Regions from separate parts of the Homo sapiens genome. Here region 2 is linked to region 1. Evidence: chromatin loops called from intact Hi-C (ENCODE). Cell type or tissue: IMR-90. All regions are shown on one strand. Links, peaks and the distances in the headings refer to the core of each region. The heading gives the core; the rest is flanking DNA.

What was found. A loop is a pair of places that touch in the nucleus more often than their neighbours do. Peaks named below come from ENCODE experiments on the same cell type or tissue, not always from the same donor. Only the 100,000 strongest peaks of a DNase experiment are listed, where the experiment ranks them.
Region 2: a loop joins it to region 1, with 4 times the contacts of the local background. A loop is called at or near these places in 4 of 110 quality-filtered maps.

What each region holds. Positions count from the first base shown.
Region 1 is chr17:44,529,520-44,537,841 of GRCh38, reverse strand. LOC105371791 (a long non-coding RNA gene) reads right to left here and starts at 1,602. Exons shown (of 3, transcript XR_934779.2): 1 at 1,450-1,602; 2 at 978-1,087; 3 at 1-17. RefSeq lists enhancers at 3,420-3,923, 3,924-4,428. In IMR-90, for the core only: a CTCF peak has its summit at 4,144 (motif pointing left); a DNase peak (open chromatin) is centred at 3,971; H3K4me3 peaks cover 300 bases; H3K27ac peaks cover 2,315 bases.
Region 2 is chr17:44,760,790-44,769,111 of GRCh38, reverse strand. The region is part of intron 2 of ADAM11 (ADAM metallopeptidase domain 11); the gene reads right to left. Among named protein-coding and RNA genes, the nearest start is that of ADAM11, 6.0 kb to the right of the region's middle. In IMR-90, for the core only: no CTCF peak of the experiment used is centred there; no DNase peak of the experiment used is centred there; H3K27me3 peaks cover 2,555 bases.

The sequences.
Region 1 (8,322 bases), core at 55-8,054:
GGCTTCATTCTTGAAGTCTGTGAGACCAAGAACCCAAGAAGCCTGTAAGACCAAGAACCCATGGGAAGGAACCAACTCCAGACACACTTTTAACAACCTGTGATGGGCTCTCAAAACTCACATCTTAGGCTGGCGTGGTGGCTCACGCCTGTAATCCCAGCACTTTGGGAGGCCGAGGCGGGTGGATCACGAGGTCAGGAGATCGAGACCATCCTGGCTAACATGGTGAAACCCCGACTCTACTAAAAATACAAAGAAATTAGCCGGGCATGGTGTTGGGCACCTGTAGTCCCAGCTACTCAGGAGGCTGAGGCAGGAGAATGGTATGAACCCGGGAGGCAGAGCTTGCAGTGAGCTGAGATCGCGCCACTGCACTCGAGGCTGGGCGACAGAGCGAGACTCCGTCTCAAAAAAAAAAAAAAAAACCTCACATCTTTGGAACCTGGCCTGACATCTCAGAACCAGGGAGAAAACTGCAGATTGACTCTCAAAGAAGGGGTTCATTGGAGGCCTCAGGTGTTTCTGGAGAAGTAATCACTCATGATTATTTCCTAGGGAATTTGCCTCCCTTTCCCTTCAGAAGTCCCCAGCCATTGTTTGGGAAGAAAAAGTGCCATTTGTTTTTCATTTTTTTGAATTTTTAATTTTTAAAATATTTATATTTCATTTAAAAAAATAGAGACGAGGTCTCACTATGTTGCCCAGACTGGCCTCGAACTCCTGAGCTCAAGCAATCCGCCTGCCTTGGCCTCCCAAAGTGCTAGGATTACAGGCGTGAACCACTGCACCCAGCCTAAAAGTGCCCTATAAATGAAAGAAGGGATGTAAGTTCCCAGCTGGAGGTGAGGGGGTGGAAGAGGTAACTAGGAAAGTGGGAACTGAGGTCCTAGCCGGTGGGAGAGAGGCGCCATCTCGGGCTTCCTCCTCCAAATCTATCCCTGAGGCTTTCAGTACAAGCCTGGATTCCAGTTCCTCACCAGCGCCGGGCGAGGCTGGGCTTCTGGACCCCTGGGACGCTGCCTCATTCAGCTTGCTGAGAAGCTCCGGGTCTCTGGACCTGTGAAGACCTCGTGGCCACCCAGCTGCCCTGGGAGGAAGGAATTGAATGGGGGTCAAGTGTTGGGAGGTCTGGACAGGAAGCAGTTGTGAGCCAAAGGCAGGAAATGCTCCTTAGGAGCTGTCCTCCCACAGCTAACCTCCTCTGAGAAGATTGTTCACCACCCTCCCCTCCAGAGCAAGGAAATGAGGACAGAGGGAGAATGAGCCAGGGGCCCTGCCACTCACTGCCACCTCCCATTCCTGCTCACCAATTTCTGTAGTCTGTCCAGGTCCAGACCCTCCCTAGCCTAAGGTGTCTGGAGCTCCATCTGGCTGACAGCCCCTCTGTCTGGCCCCACAGTCAAGGCCCTCACAGTTTGTGGTCAGCAGGCCTTGTCTCCCTCCACTCACCCAGGAGCACTGGGCACCCAGCCCCACTGCTGGCTGGCCTTGCCTCCCTGGCCTTTGCTGTTTTGGCCTTCGTGTTTCCCTCTGCTCTTCTCCCCAGGGCAGAGTCCCACAAATCTTTAGAAATACAGCTGGAACCTGGAATCCGCTGAGACAGCTTCCCTGAAACTCTCTCCCTCAGGAGTTCCCGCCTCTGAGGTTCCTACACCAAGTTGTTCTCACTTCTTAAAACACAGACCACATGTTCCCCTGCTTTAGAATATTCAAATGATCCTGTCTGTCTTCCACTGAGCTGAGAGTTCCCAGAGCAGCTCTGCCCCACAGAAATAAGATGGAAGTCACAGATGCCATTTAAAATGTTCTATCCAGCCTGGGCAACATAGTGAGATCTCACCTGTTAAAAACAAACAAAAACCTACATAAAAGTTAGCTGGGTACAGTGATGCATACCTGTAGTCCTAGTCCCAATGACTGAGGAGTCTGAGGCAGGAGGATAGATTGAGCCCAGGAGTTTGAGGCTACTGTGAGCTATGGGAAAATTAATTTTTTGAGACAGGGTCTCACTTTGTCACCCAAGCTGGAGTGGAGTGGTGTGAACACAGTTCACTGCAGCCTCAACCTCCTGGACTCAGGCGATCCTCCCCCGCCCTCAGTCCCCACAAGTAGCTGGGATTGCAGGTGTGTGCCACCATGCCCAGCTAATTTTTGTATTTTTTGTAGACACAGGGTTTCACCATGTTGCACCGGCTGGTCTCGAACTCCTGAGTTTAAGCGATCCGCCCGCTTGGCCTCCCGAAGTGTTGGGATTACAGGCATGAGCCATCGTGTCTGGCTAAAATTAATTTTAATAATATATCTTATTTAACCCAATAGATCCAAAATACTATCATTTCCACGTGTAATCAATATAAAAGTTGTTAATGCTATATTTTACATTTTTTTCAAAAAGTCCTTAGAATTCAGTGTGTATTTTGCACTTTCAGCACATCTCAACTTGGATTAGTCCTGTGCTCTACAGTCATGTGGCTGGTGGGTAGTATATTAGCACAGTTCTAGAGAACAGGGATGGAGCCCTGTGTCTATACTTACATTAAGTCCAGATAATGTCTTGTTTAAAAAGCCCAGTTGTTTGGCCAGGCATGGTGACTCACACCTGTAATCCCAGCACTTTGGTAAAAGGTGAAAGATTTATACGATCTGAAGAGAAACCAGACTATACTCCCAGCACTTTGGAAGGCCGAGGTGGGTGGATCAGCTGAGGTCAGAAGTTCGAGACCAGCCTGGCCAACATGGCAAAACCCCGTCTCTACTAAAAATACAAAAATTAGCTGGGGGTGGCTGGGCGCAGTGGCTTACGCCTGTAATCCCAGCACTTTGGGAGGCTGAGGCGGGCAGATCACCTGAGGTCAGGAGTTCGAGACCAGCCTGGCCAACACGGTGAAACCCTGTCTCTACTAAAAATACAAAAAAATTGCCAGGCATGTGGTGGGCACCTGCAGTCCCAGCTACTCAGGAGCCTGAGGCAGGAGAATCGCTGGAACCCGGGAGGCAGAGGTTGCAGTGCGCTGAGACTGCACCATTGCACTCCAGCCTAGGCAACAGAGTGAGGCTCTGTCTCAAAAAAAAAAAAAGCCCGATTGTTGGAATCAGACTGCTTGGGTTTGAACACTGGCTCAATCACTAGCTGTGTGACCTTAGACATGTCCCATAACCACTCTGTGCCTTAACTGTCTCCTCTGTAAAACAGGCCTAACAACTCTCATAGAATTGCTGTGAGGATTAGGTAAAGAACTTAGATCAATGCCTGGCATACAGTAGGTGCTCACTAAAGGTTGGCTGTCTTCATCTTTGCAGGATGCTAACCTTGGCCCAAAACAATCATTTATTTATTTATTTATTTATGACAGGGTCTCTCATTCTATCACCCAGGCTGAAGTGCAGTGGGACGATCTCAGCTCACGGCAACCTCCACCTCCTGGGCTCAAGAGGTCCTCCCACCTCAGCCTCCTTAATAGCTGAGACTATAGGCACATGCCACCATGCCTGGCTAATTTTTAAGTTGTCTGTAGAAAAGAGGGTCTCACCACATTGCCCAGGCTGGCCTGAAACTCTTGGGCTTAAGCCATCCTCCTGCCTCCCAAAGTGCTGGGATTACAGGCCTGAGCCACCATGCCAGGCCTCTTGCCCCAAACAATCGTTTGCTGGAAGATTAAATGAGAAAAATAGTGCTTTGCCCTCCAGCCGATTGAGGCAGAAGTGAGAGCTGGGTGGGGCCAGTGAGTTTTGTCTGGAGAAGTTGGAATAGGATGGAAGAGGCGCAGGCTGTGGGTGGCGGGAGGCTCTCTGTAGGGCGAGATGGAGGTTTACAGCTGGGCTGCCACGGAATTTGGAAACTAACATCAGCATAAGGCCTGGATGATTCATTGCTGCAGCGAAGCTTCTGGGGTTCAAAGAAGGAAGGTCTAGAGGGCTGGAGCCTGCAGAAAACGCTTCAAGGAGCAGCGTGAGGTTTGAAAAGCCAGCGAGCAGCGGGTGATGTGGAGCTCCAAGCTCATTGCTTGGAGAAAAGGGCTGGTTGGGACAAAGGGTCTGATTGGAGTCAGGCCCGCTGCCTCTGGCGGGTGGCCTCCCTCGCTAGCGGTAGGCCTCGCGGGAGAGGGGAGCATCTGAGGATTGCATTTTAGGGCCACAGCGCCCTCTGCTGGACATGGGGACCTGGGGCAGCAGCACGAGTGGGAGCAGGTGACAAAATGTGCGGGAAAAGGTCTGTGCCAGATAGGGTCCTTCCCATTCCCAAGCACCCCTAGGAGGATCACACGATTGGAATCCCTTAACAAGTATAGGAAGTTTATAGAAAATGAGCAAGTCTTGAAGTGTAGCCACCTATTGGTTCATCTTTATTTGCTCACAGTTGGTGTAGATGAACGTGTACTACATTGAGTTTATTTCATCTCGTAATCCTTTGGAGTTATAGGACTGTGGGTTAGAGGCAAATAATAATAACAGCTAATGCTTGTATAGCCCTATGATGTGCCAGGTGCAATTTTATATTATTTTACAGATGAGGAAACTGAGGCACAGAGAAATTTAAATCACCAGCATAACATGACATAGCTGACATAGAAGAGCCAGTATGACTGCAGAGTGTGTACACAAAACCACCACTTCCTACTATTTCTCTGAAATAATCAAGGCCATTTTCCCCTTTACATGAGGTATGGTAAGTCCTGGGTGCTCCATGAATCTAGACCTTCCTAGTTCTGTTCCTGATTCTCAGACCGCTGCTAATTTTTTTTTTTTTTTTTGAGACAGGGTCTTGCTTGATTGCCCAGGCTGAAGTGAAGTGGCATTATCTTGGCTCACTGCACCCTTGACCTCCCTGGCTCAAGCAATCCTCCTGCCTTAGCCACTCGAGTAGCTACAGGCGTGTGCCACCATGCCTGGCTAATTTGTGTATTTTTTTAGGGACAGGGTTTTGCCATGCTGTTCAGGCAGGTCTCGAACTCCTGAGCTCAAGCAATCTGCCTGCCTCAGCCTCCCAAAGTGCTGAGATTACAGGCATGAGCCACAGCTCCTGGCTTAAAGAATTTTTTTTTTTTTTAAGTCAGGGCTGGCTGGGCGCAGTGGCTCACGCCTGTAATTCCAACACTTTGGGAGGCCAAGGCGGGCAGATCACTTGAGGTCAGGAGTTCGAAACCAGCCTGGCCAACATGGTGAAACCCCGTCTCTACTAAAAATACAAAAAAATTCGCTGGGCGTGGTGGCATGTGCTTGTAATCCCAGCTACTCAGGAAGCCAAGGAAGGAGAACTGCTGGAACCTGGAAGGCTGAGGTTGCAGTGAGCCAAGATCGCACCACTGCACTCCAGCCTGGGTGACAGAGCAAGCCTCCATCTCAAAAAAAAAGTCAGGGTTGACATTTATTGGTTTGTCATGCATGTCGGGGAGAAAAAGCCATCTCTTTTCTTCACCCATCACAAGGTTCATAGCTGACACCACTATAATAAAAGACAGATTAACAAAATAAAAGCATAACAAATTTACTTAACCAAAGTCTTATGTGATATAGGAGGCTTCAGAAATGAAGACCAAAGACCTAGGGAAAATAGTATATTTTTATGCTGAGTCTGAAGAAAGAAATGGATAGCTGTGGAAAAACATGATTAGAGGAAAAGGGGTATGATCTGATGGAAATAAACTGGGAGAGAACTCAGGAAGACCTATCTTTTCAGGTTCTTTTTTTTTTTTTTCCCGAGACGGAGTCTTGCTCTGTCACCCAGGCTGGAGTGCAGTGGCGTGATCTCGGCTCACTGCAACCTCCACCTCCCGGGTTGAAGCAATTCTCTTGCCTCAGCCTCCTGAGTAGCTGGGATTACAAGCACCCGCCACCACACCCAGCTAATTTCTGTATTTTAAGTAGAGACGGGGTTTTACCATGATGCCCAGGCTGGTCTTCAACTCCTGACCTCATGATCTGCCCACCTCAGCCTCCCAAAGTGCTGGGATTACAGGCATGAGCCACCGTGCCCAGCTTTTCAGGTTCTTTTTGTGTGCGTGTGCCTCTATATGACTTTCCTTCAACCTCCTCCCCCACCATTCCCCAGGTATGGTGCAGAACATCTGTCGCATGTGGGTCTTATGACCTAATTTCAGAGGAGATAGGTCAGAGAATTATTTTATAGATAGTGCTCACACAGAAAGGCCAGAGAAGGTCAGTGTGACCTCTGGAGGCTGAGGTGGGAGGATCGCTTGGACCTAGAAGAGTGATCGCCAAGGTACCATGTTTTGGGGTACTGTGTCCTGCACCCTGTCAGGAACTAGATATGTGGCATGCACTGTGCCGAGCACACTGTTGGATTGTCTCACTTAAGCCCAAGAATGGCCCTGTGAGACGACTATTATTATTTTCCTTCTTTGACTAATGGAGAAGTGTCCAGGCATGGCTTAGCTGGGTTCTCCACCCAAGGACTTGTGAGGCTGCATTCAAGGTGTTGGCTAGACCATGGTCTCATCTGGAGCTTTGACTGGAAAATGTGCTTCCAAATTCATTCAAGTTGTTGGCAGAATTCATTTCCTCATGGGTACAGGACCAAGGGTTCCAGCTTCTTGCTGGGTGTTAACTGAAAGTGAATCCTTTCCACGTGGGCTTTCCCAAGGTATCAGTCGGGGTCCTTCAGAGAAACAGTAGGATGCAAACATACAAACACAGCAAGACATTTATTCCAAGGAACTGGCTTATGCAACTGTAGGGGCCCGCAAGTCTGAAATCCACAGGAGACTGGCAGACTGGAAACTCTCAGGCAGGAGCTGATGCTGGAGTCTTGTGGCAGAACTTCCTCTTCCCTTTCTTAGGGAAGCTTTAGTTTTGTTCTTTAGTCCTTTCAACTGATTGGATGAGGCCCATCCCCGTAGTCGAGAATAATCTTTTTTTTTTTTTTTTTTTGAGACAGAGTCTCGTTCTGTTACCCAGGCTGGAATGCATTGGTGTGATCACGGCTCACTGCAGCCTTGACCTCCTGGGCTTAATTGATCCTCCTGCCTCAGCCTCCTGAGTAGCTGGGACTACAGGTGCACACCACCACATTTAGCTAACTTTTGTATTTTTTGCAGAGATGAGGTTTTGCCGTGTTGCCCAGGCTGGTCTTGAACTCCTGCGCTCAAGGCATCCTCCCACCTCGGCTCCCAGCTGAGATTACAAGTGTGAGCCACTGCACCCAGCCTGTTGAAAATAATCTTTATTTATGGTCAACTGATTGTGGCTATTAACCACATCTATAAAATACCATCACAGCAACACCTAGATTAGTGTTTGATAGAATAATTGGGACCTACAGCCTAGCCAGGTTGATGCATGAAACTAACCATCACACCCAACCTGGCTGCTCGCTTCACTAAGCCAGCAAGGAGAGTCTCTAGAGTGAGTTGGCCAGCAAGGAGTCTTATAAAATGTAATGAAATCGAGTGACATCTCATCCCTTTTGCCATATTCTATTGGTTAGAAGCAAGTCATGGAGCCAGGCACAGTGGCGGCATGTGCCTATAATCCCAGTTACTTGGGAGGCGGAGACAGGAGGACCGCTTGAACTCAGGAGTTCAGGAGTTCAAGACTAGCCTGGGCAAAATAGTGAGACCCCCCATCTCTTTTTAACAAAAAAAAAAAAAAAAAAGCAGCAAGTCATGGGTCCCACCCACAATCAAGGGAGGGGATTTCATGATGGTGGTGAATGCCAGAAGGTAGAAACATCTGTCCACCACAGAAGCTAAGGTTCAGGGAGCTTAGGAAGAGGCCTAGGGTCACGGTGGTGGTAAAACCGGTGGCCTGTTAATGGCCCTGCTGGAAGAGGCCCCTGTCCTGTTCCCTGCTGGTTGCACTTCCTTATGCTGACTCAGGTGTGTGCTGAGGTTCCTGGCTCTCTCCCACACTCCTTAGACAACTCAGCCTTTCCTAGGTTCCACTGTCACAGATAGGTGAGGTTTAAAGTTCGCTTACTTCCTTTACTTACCTTCCTCTTGGATCCTAGAACACTAACTTCATTACATCATTTATGTTGTACATTCTTTTTTTAACCTCACTGGACACCATTACTACTGTTTATGTAGTCAGTACTTGTTTAGATTCATCTACATATCTGTACTCTTCATTTCTTTTTAAAATTATTATTATGGTTATTATTATTTTGAGACGGAGTCTCACTCTGTCACCAGGCTGGAGTGCAGTGGCGCAATCTTAGCTCACTGCAACCTCTGCCTCCCAGGTTCAAGTGATTCTCCTGCCTCAGCCTCCCGAGTAACTTGGACTACAGGTGTGCGCCACCAGGCCCAGCTAATTTTTGTATTTTTAGTAGAGATGGAGTTTCACCATGTTGGCCAGGATGGT
Region 2 (8,322 bases), core at 290-8,289, 230 kb before region 1:
GCCTCACCCAAAGCAGCTCATCTTTAATATTTCAATCCCATGGTTAATTTTTAAACATGGAAGTTTTCCTGATAAATTTTTCAGAGTGCAGTGGGGCTGGAGGCTCCAGGTTGCCACAGCAACACACCACGCCAGAGCAAGATGGCGGCCCCCCAGGCCTGGGCGCTTGAGGACGCCTGGATCACAGCAACCGCAGGGCCCAGGAAGGGCTGAGAGGACTCAGGGCTGGGGCCTTCTCCACACCCCTTGTTCATTCCAGAAGACTGACTCCAGACCCCAACATGAGGGTCACCCACTCTGCCCTGCAAATGGGAGGCTTTTGTTCGCTGCCTGGCCTTTGTGGTGGGGACGGCAGGTTGCAGGAAGGAAGAGAGCCCCAAGGTTGTGGTCATGAAATCCATAGCCTGTGCCTTGTCGGCTTCCTCCTCAACCACCTCATCACTGCTAATCTTTACCGAGCACTTCTTGTGTGCCGGGCCCTGGTCTAAACACTAAGAGTATTGCCCTGTTTGATCTTCGCAGCAACCCTATGGGATAGATTACTGCCATTCCCATCTGAAAGGAGACAGGCACAGTGGGGCTGACTAACTTGCCCAAGGTCACACAGCTAAAAAGTGGTGAAGCTAGGGAGTCTGCTTCTAGGGCTGTCTCACCCCAAAGGTGGAGTAAAATGGAAGAGGGCCCAGTGTCCATGAGAGGTCCTGGGAGAGGAGCAAGGGGGGCACCAACGGCCAGGGCCTGGGTGGGCTGACCTTTGCGCCCCAAGGACACCGACTCACCCTATTCCAGGCTGACCAAGGCTCCCAATTCCATCCTGAGCCCCTAGAGCATTGATCAGCCCGAAATAGAAAGTCAAGGACAAGGAGTCGCCACATCCTCTTCCCGGCCCATGGCCTGAACCATCCTGGCCTTCCCCTGCCCCTGGGACTGTTCCTGCTTGTTCTATCTGCCTCCCACCAACAAGCCCCTATGCCAGCCCCCTCCACAGCTGCCTAGAGGAGCAGCCTGCCAGACCCCTTGCCCCAATGCTGCTCTCTGACCGTGCAGCCCCAGGGATGACCCAGCAACCTCTCTGTGCCTCAGATTTTCCCACTGAAAATGGTCAGATGAGCCCAGATGCGAGGCCAGGAGGTTGGCTACGTATTGGTACCATCCTGGGCCTGGAGATTCCAGCAGAGTCTGCCCTGGCACCAACAGAATCTCCCTCACTCAGGAGGTCTGCGAGCCACCCCATCAAGCCTGCTTCCTCTCTGCAGAGGCCAAGCCAGTCCCCACTCTGGGGAAAGCCCCAGCTGATGGGGGATGAAGGCCAGATACCTTAAGAGCCTCCTTGTCCACCACCTCCTGCCACCTGCTGAGCTCTCACCACTTCCCCATCTGGTGCAGCTGAGCCCAGCAGGACACAGGGCTCAGACCAGATAAGCCCCTGGGGCAGTGCCGGGGCAGCTGGGGCTGGGGGCTGGGCCTGGCTGGAGGTGGCCCAGGAGGGGGCTGGGAGAGCCCCCAAAGGCGGTAGGAGAAAGAAAGAGACCACATACCAAGGGGTGTTTGCCTGGCCTGGCCCCATGCGGGGACACAACCCTGTCCCTGGTCTGAGGGAAGAGATGGGTCACACAAACCTATCTCAGTCCCCAGAATCTCTGTGGCCCTGGCACCTGGGGAGTGGGGAGGGGACTCCTGCTGGCACAGAGTCCCAAGACCGCCCCAAGCCCGCCCAGCATTAGGCCAATGTTCTTTTTTTTTTTTTTTTTTTTTTTGAGATGGAGTCTCACTCTATCACCCAGGCTGTAGTGCAGTGGTGCAATCTCAGCTCACTGCAACCTCTGCCTCCTGAGTTCAAGCAATTCTCTGCCTCAGCCTCCCGAGGAGCTGGGATTGTAGGTGCCTACCACCACGCCCGGCTAATTTTTTTGTATTTTTAGTAGAGACAGGGTTTCACCATCTTGGCCAGGCTTGTCTTGAACTCCTGACCTTGTGATCCACCCTTGGCATCCCAAAGTGCTGGGATTGCAAATGTGAGCCACCATGCCCAGCGAATGTTCTTTTTTTAAAATTAATTAATTAATTTTTTAAGAGATGGGATCTCACTGTGTTGCCCAGGCTGATCTTGAACTCCTGGGCTCAGACCATCCTCCCGCCTCAGCCTCCCAAAGTGCTAGGATTACAGACTTGAGCCTCCATGTCCAGCCTAAGCCAGTGCTCTATCAAAGCCAAACTGTGCTCCCTGCCTGGCCCTGCTTTCTGCCCCTGCCCTGCCTCTGACCTCATCCCATTGTCCCTCCATCCCTGGTGGGAGGGGCCTTTGGTCTTGAGGTCATGCCAGCCCTCAGCTGACCCTGTGCCCTGCACTTGTCTCTTGCTCCCCCGGCTGCCCAGGCTCTCACATGCTCCAGCTCATTTGATCTCAACGTGCCCAGGCTGTCTGGTCCTCATTTTACAAATGCCAGGATGAGGCTCAGGGAGACACCTGGAGGTGACTGGCCCAGGGTCATGGCTGGGTGGCTGGGGAGGTGTGGGGCTGGATCTCACCCTGGGGCTGGAGTTCGTGTCGCCACAGCAGCTGTGACTGCCTGGCAGGGGTGACCACCCCTTCCACCCGAGGCTCCTCTCTGGCTGGCCCACCCACTCTCCTAGACATCTGCTTCAGAGCGACTGTGCCTTGTCCTCTCTGTACCAGATGCGGGGTGCAGACAGAAAAAGGCAAAGATTCTGCCAAAGACCCAGAAGCACAAATACAGGTGCCTGGGCTCTGCCCCAGACCTACAGACACACAGTCTTAGGAAGGGAGAGACTAAGGAGCCTTAGGATTCTCAAATTCTCCAGGAAATTCGAGAAGGGAGACCATTGCTCCCCACCACTTCCAGACACGGCCCTTCACACGCTGACCCGGAACTCCTGCCCGGACCTCCCTCTCCTCCCCACCCTCATCTGCACAGCCTGCACCTGCCAACCCATGCAGGGCTCTGGCGCCCTCCACCTCTGGGCCTTTAAGCACACAGTAGACATACACTTCTTTGATCACTGATTTGGCTTTTCAGGTGGGCGACCTTTAGTTCCCTGGAGCAAGGGCGATGCCTGCTTTTTTTCCCTGCCCACGAGCTCAACACTCACGTTGAATGGAAATGTATCGCAAGGCCTGAGATAAGCTGCTTCATGCCCCCGGCCTCAGTTTTCCCCTCGGTAAAACAGAATTGTTGGGCCAGGAGCAGTGGCTTACGCCTGTAATCCTAGGAGGCCAAGGTGGGCGGATTGCCTGAGCTCAGGAGTTTGAGACCAGCCTGGGTAACATGGTGAAACCCTGTCTCTACTCAAACAAAAAAGAAATTAGCCGGGTGTGGTGGCATGTGCCTGTAATCCCAGTTACTCGAGAGGCTGAGGCAGGGGAATTGCTTGAACCCGGGAGGCGGAGGTTGCAGTGAGCCAAGATCGTGCCACTGCACTCCAGCCTGGGCAACACAGCAAAACACTCTGTCTCTACAAAAAAAAAAAAAAAAAAAAAAAGAGAAAAGAAAAGAAAAACCAGGATTGCTGTGAGGATTAAATAAAAGCCCTTTTAAATGTGGTATCATAAGGGTCAATAATAATAATAACGAGAAGGAAGTGTAAATGTTCCAGCTGAACAGGGCTTTGAGGAACTGCATAAACGACTCCTTTGGATCACCTACTGTGACAGGGACATGCCAGAATGGTAGCCTTATGCTCCAGATCTGGGTGGATGGTGTGATTTACCTGTCAGGTGTCTCACCTGAGGACATCTTTCTGGAATCCCCTCCCGCAAGGAGACACCACCACCTTGTGGGCCAGGTGGCTGCAGAGTGGGGAGGAGCCAGAGAGGCAGGAGCTCCACCTGGGAGTATGTCCCAGCTGGGAGAAACCCCCCACCCACCCACCCACCTGCCAGCTCCCCCCACCCACCCCCGGCAATGTGTTGGGTGCTCCATTTATCAAGAGGGCAGCGGGATTCCCAGGCAATGAGAACAGCCAGACAAATTTCCAATGATGGGATTTGACCTACATTTTTGAGAACAGAGCCACCTCCTTTTACAGGGTCATCAGTCCCTCTGGGGACAGACTCTGGACAGCTGGGTTCCTCTAGGCAGCCAGGAGGTTGCTTGGGTGAGGCCAAGCCCACAGGCCAGAGTCCTGCTCATGTGGTTTCTCCCCTGGACCCCACCCCGAGCCTGACAAGTAACCCCTAAATATCCTGGCTCCTGTTTCTGACACCCAGCCCTCATGCCAGCACCAGGGCCCAGCACCCTGTCCGGACACTCAGAGATGTTGACCATCGGCTCTTCTGCCAGATCTTGGGCTGGACACCTGACATTCATCATCTCAAGTCCTCGCAGCAGCCTGAGAGGTGGAGACTATGAGCATCCCCATTTTATGAATGAGGAAGGTGGTGTTCAGGGGGCTGCATGACTGGCTCAGGTCACACAGTCAGAAGCAGGGGAGCAGGACCTGCACTAAGGCTGTGCCACCTCAAAGCCACAGCGTGCAGCCTCTCACACCAAAACTAAGCCTGCTGAACTCTCTGGCATGGCAGAGCTCAGTTCATGCCCCCACCTCACCCCTGGGAACAAGCTGGGCCCAGCAAAATCCTAGCCCTGGCTTCTAGCCATCTGCCCCAACCCAGGAGAGAGCCGCAACTTCAGCCACACAGACTATAGCATGGCCTTGGCTCTAGTGGGGTACCAGGGCCCCAGGCACAGACCCTGGCCCCCCTGTGGCACCATGTCCATGACTCCCATCTTCAAGAGCTGGGGGTGAGCCTTACTCAACTGCCCTCCGCCTTTCTGCAGGACGAAAACACAAACACTGTTGCAGCACACACCCACCGTGGAGGGCTTCTGGGGTGGTGCTTCCAGTAAATGCTGGCCTGGGCATCTCTCACAAGAGCTTAGCCCAGAGACTGAGGCACCCCTCCCCTAGCTGGCTCAGATGAGCTTCTATGTACCAGGTCTGCGACCTCCTCACCCCTGACCCTAGTCACCTCCCCATGTCCTGCCCTCTCCTTGTTCCCAAGGAGTCTGGGTCTCCCCAGGGGCAGGCATAACCCATACAGCAGCTTGGTGCAAATTAGAAAAAGGGGTCCCAAGACCGGGTGAGGTGGCTCACACCTGTAATTCCAGCACTTTGGGAGGCCAAGGCGGGTGGATCACTTGAGATCAGGAGTTCGAGACCAGTTTGGCCAGCATGGTGAAACCCCATCTCTACTAAAAATACAAAAATTAGCTGGAAGTGGTGGTGCACGCCTGTAATCCCAGCTACTCGGGAGGCTGAGGCACAAGAATCACTTGAACCCGGGAGGCAGAGGCTGCAGTGAGCCGAGATCATGCTGCTGCACTCCAGCCTGGGTGACAGAGTGAGACTCTGTCTTAAAAAAAAAAAAAGAAAGAAAACAAGATCCCCCTGCAAGTCAGAACGCATGTGGCCCCATAAGCCCACAGATTGCATTCAGCTCACTTACTGCTTGCCCAGTCACCCTAGTGGAGTGAACAACCAGCCCAACTGGACACGGTAGTCTTGCCTGACCTGCACCACCCCTCGGCTGCAGGCTCCCTGGAACCACAGGTTTCTGCACTCCCAGAAGCTCCCTCACTTCTCTGGGCCTCAGGCCTAGCCTGCTTCCAGGCTGGACAGAAGTGAGGGGGTTGAGTGCAGTAGCAAAGAGAGGGCAAGGGTGCATCTGTGTCTCTTTTCCCTTCAGCCCTGAGCAAGAGGTGGCAGCGTGCTGGGTGAGAGCCCTGCTTTGAGGATCAGTCTTGACTCTGTGCTCAAGTGCTGTGTCACTTGGGGCAGTTACGTTGCCTCTCTGTGCCTGTTTCTCCATCTGCGAGATGGGAATAACAGCCCCACCTCTGGGAGCTGTGATGAAGATTAAATAATTCCACGTAAAGGAGTGCCTGCCCCAAAAAGGCCTAGTAAATAATTGTAATTTCTCTACCTTGTTCTTTTGTTGTTGTTGTTGTATTGTGTGAGACAGGATCTCACTCTGTAGCCTAGGTTGGAGTGCAGTGGTGCAACCATAGCTCACTGCAGCCTTGAACTCTTGGACTCAAGCGATCCTGCAGCCTCAGCCTCCCAAGTAGCTGGGACTACAGGTGCGCAGCACCATGCTTGGGTAATTTTTTTTTTTTTTTTTGGTAGAGACGGGAGTCTCACTATGGTGCCCAGGCTAGTCTCAAACTCCTGGTCTCAAGCAATCCCCTGACCTTGGCCACTGTGAGCCAATGCACCCAGTCTAATTTCTCCAGCTTCTAATTCCTTCTTGGCCGCTATATCTCTTCCCCTGTCCCAGTCGCACCCCCACCCTTGCCCCTGTCAAGCCAGGAATCCTCAGCACGTAAAGCTCTTTCCCATCACCACCTCCTGGTAGTAGGTGGGACTGAGATATGTTACCATCCTGATTTTAGGGAACAGGAAACTGGGGCTCAGAAAAGTCAAACGACCTGCCCAAAGCCACAGCAGCTCAGCGCCCCAGGCCCTGCCAGCCAGCATGTGCCCCTGGACTCGACACATGACCAGAGATCTTGCTGCCAGCTCCACACCGGCTAGGCTTGAAGTTCCAAACCAGGGCAGTAAGTTAAGGCAAAAACCAAGCAATGCCCAGCTGGGGTACTTCTGGCTAGGACACACACGGGCTCAAGTCCACACTGGATCCACCATCAGACCCCATGGCTCTGAGGCCAAAAGCGCTCTAACCCCAGGGAGAAATGCCAGGCAGGAGATTGAGGGTTTGCCATATCTCCTTACCGTTGGGGAAAATATTCTGGATGTGTCTTTTTGTCTCCTTGCTCTGGGCAGAGTTGGGAGACTGCCTCCTGGACCCAAATCCAGAGAGCCCTGGAGGCAGAACTGGGAAGTGCCCTGGTGTGGAGAAAACTCCCACCTCCACTGCTTAAGATCTGATTGACTTTGGGCAATTTACGTCATCCCTCTGAGCCTCAGTTTGCTCATCTGTAAAATGGGGCTGACAAAAGTTACAAGCTGCCAGGCGCAGTGGCTCACGCTTGTAATCCCAGCACTTTGGGAGGCCGAGGTGGGCAGATCACCTGAGGTCGGAAGTTCGAGACCAGCCTGAGCAACATGGAGAAACCCCATCTCTACTAAAAATACAAAAAATTAGCCAGGCATGGTGGCGCACGTCTGTAATCCCAGCTACTCGGGAGGCTGAGGCAGTAGAATTGCTTGAACCCGGGAGGTGGAGGTTAGGGTGAGCAGAGATCACGCCATTGCACTCCAGCCTGGGCAACAAGAGCAAAACTCCATCACACACACACATAAACACACAAAAGTTACAAGCCTTACAGAGTTGTGAGAAATAAGTGATGTAGAGTGCATACAAAGCTTGGCAGAGTGGCCCATAGAAGTCCACAGCTTTGGTACCTCAGGGGAAACTGAGGCACAGATAAGAGAGGGCCCCAAACAAGTCCCTTGAGGAGGTCGCCATGAGGGCCCTAGGAAGTCTCAGTCTCAGAGAGACCCCAAAATTGGAGATAATCACTGCCCGGCAGATCCATGGAACTCCATTCCCTCCCCGCAGGCTCTCAGACACCCCTCAGAAGTATCTGGAATCGGTGGATCACATACACACCTCACATGCACTCACTCACCTGCAGAACAACACAGAGACCCCCAACCCAAGCAGTTCAACTGCACCCATCCTGACCTTCCCACGCAGCTGCAGACACCACCACAGCCCAGAACCTCCTACCCTTTGCCACCTCTGTCTCTGTTCGGAAAGGGTCAGGCTGAAGGAGCAACCTGCCCAGTTGGAATACCTGACTTTTCATCCCTACCTGACTCCAGGCTTTTCCTCAACTCTGTCCCCTTTCCCTGCGGTGACATCCCTCCATGACTCAATCTGCACATCCCTTAAAGCATAAGCCAGAGTCCCAGCAGTCGGGCAGACCATCAGTTCCCCCACAGTGTAACCACGGGGTGCACAGTTCACAGGTAGGGAGTGACACCAGGCAAGACAGCCAGACTCAGCGGCCAGGACACCCCATCCCCGGCCCTAGGACTGCACACCTCCCAGGGAGCCTGGGCAGTTGCTGAAGGCAGCTTCCACCCCCCACCCCACCCCCAGTGACTGCGGGCCTTGGACCATTAGCCCCCTCCCCCTGCCCCTCTGCACGGCCCTGAGTGATGGTCCATCTATTATGCATGCTCCCTTCCTGCTCCATCCATTTCATCAGTATTCTCCACCCCTGCACCACCCCGCATCCCCCTCTGCTCCCCTCCCTTAAGGGCTTTTAACCAAGTACATTAGGCAGGGCCAGATGCCAGTCTGACAGATGTCCGTAATGTTAGCCTCCGTTT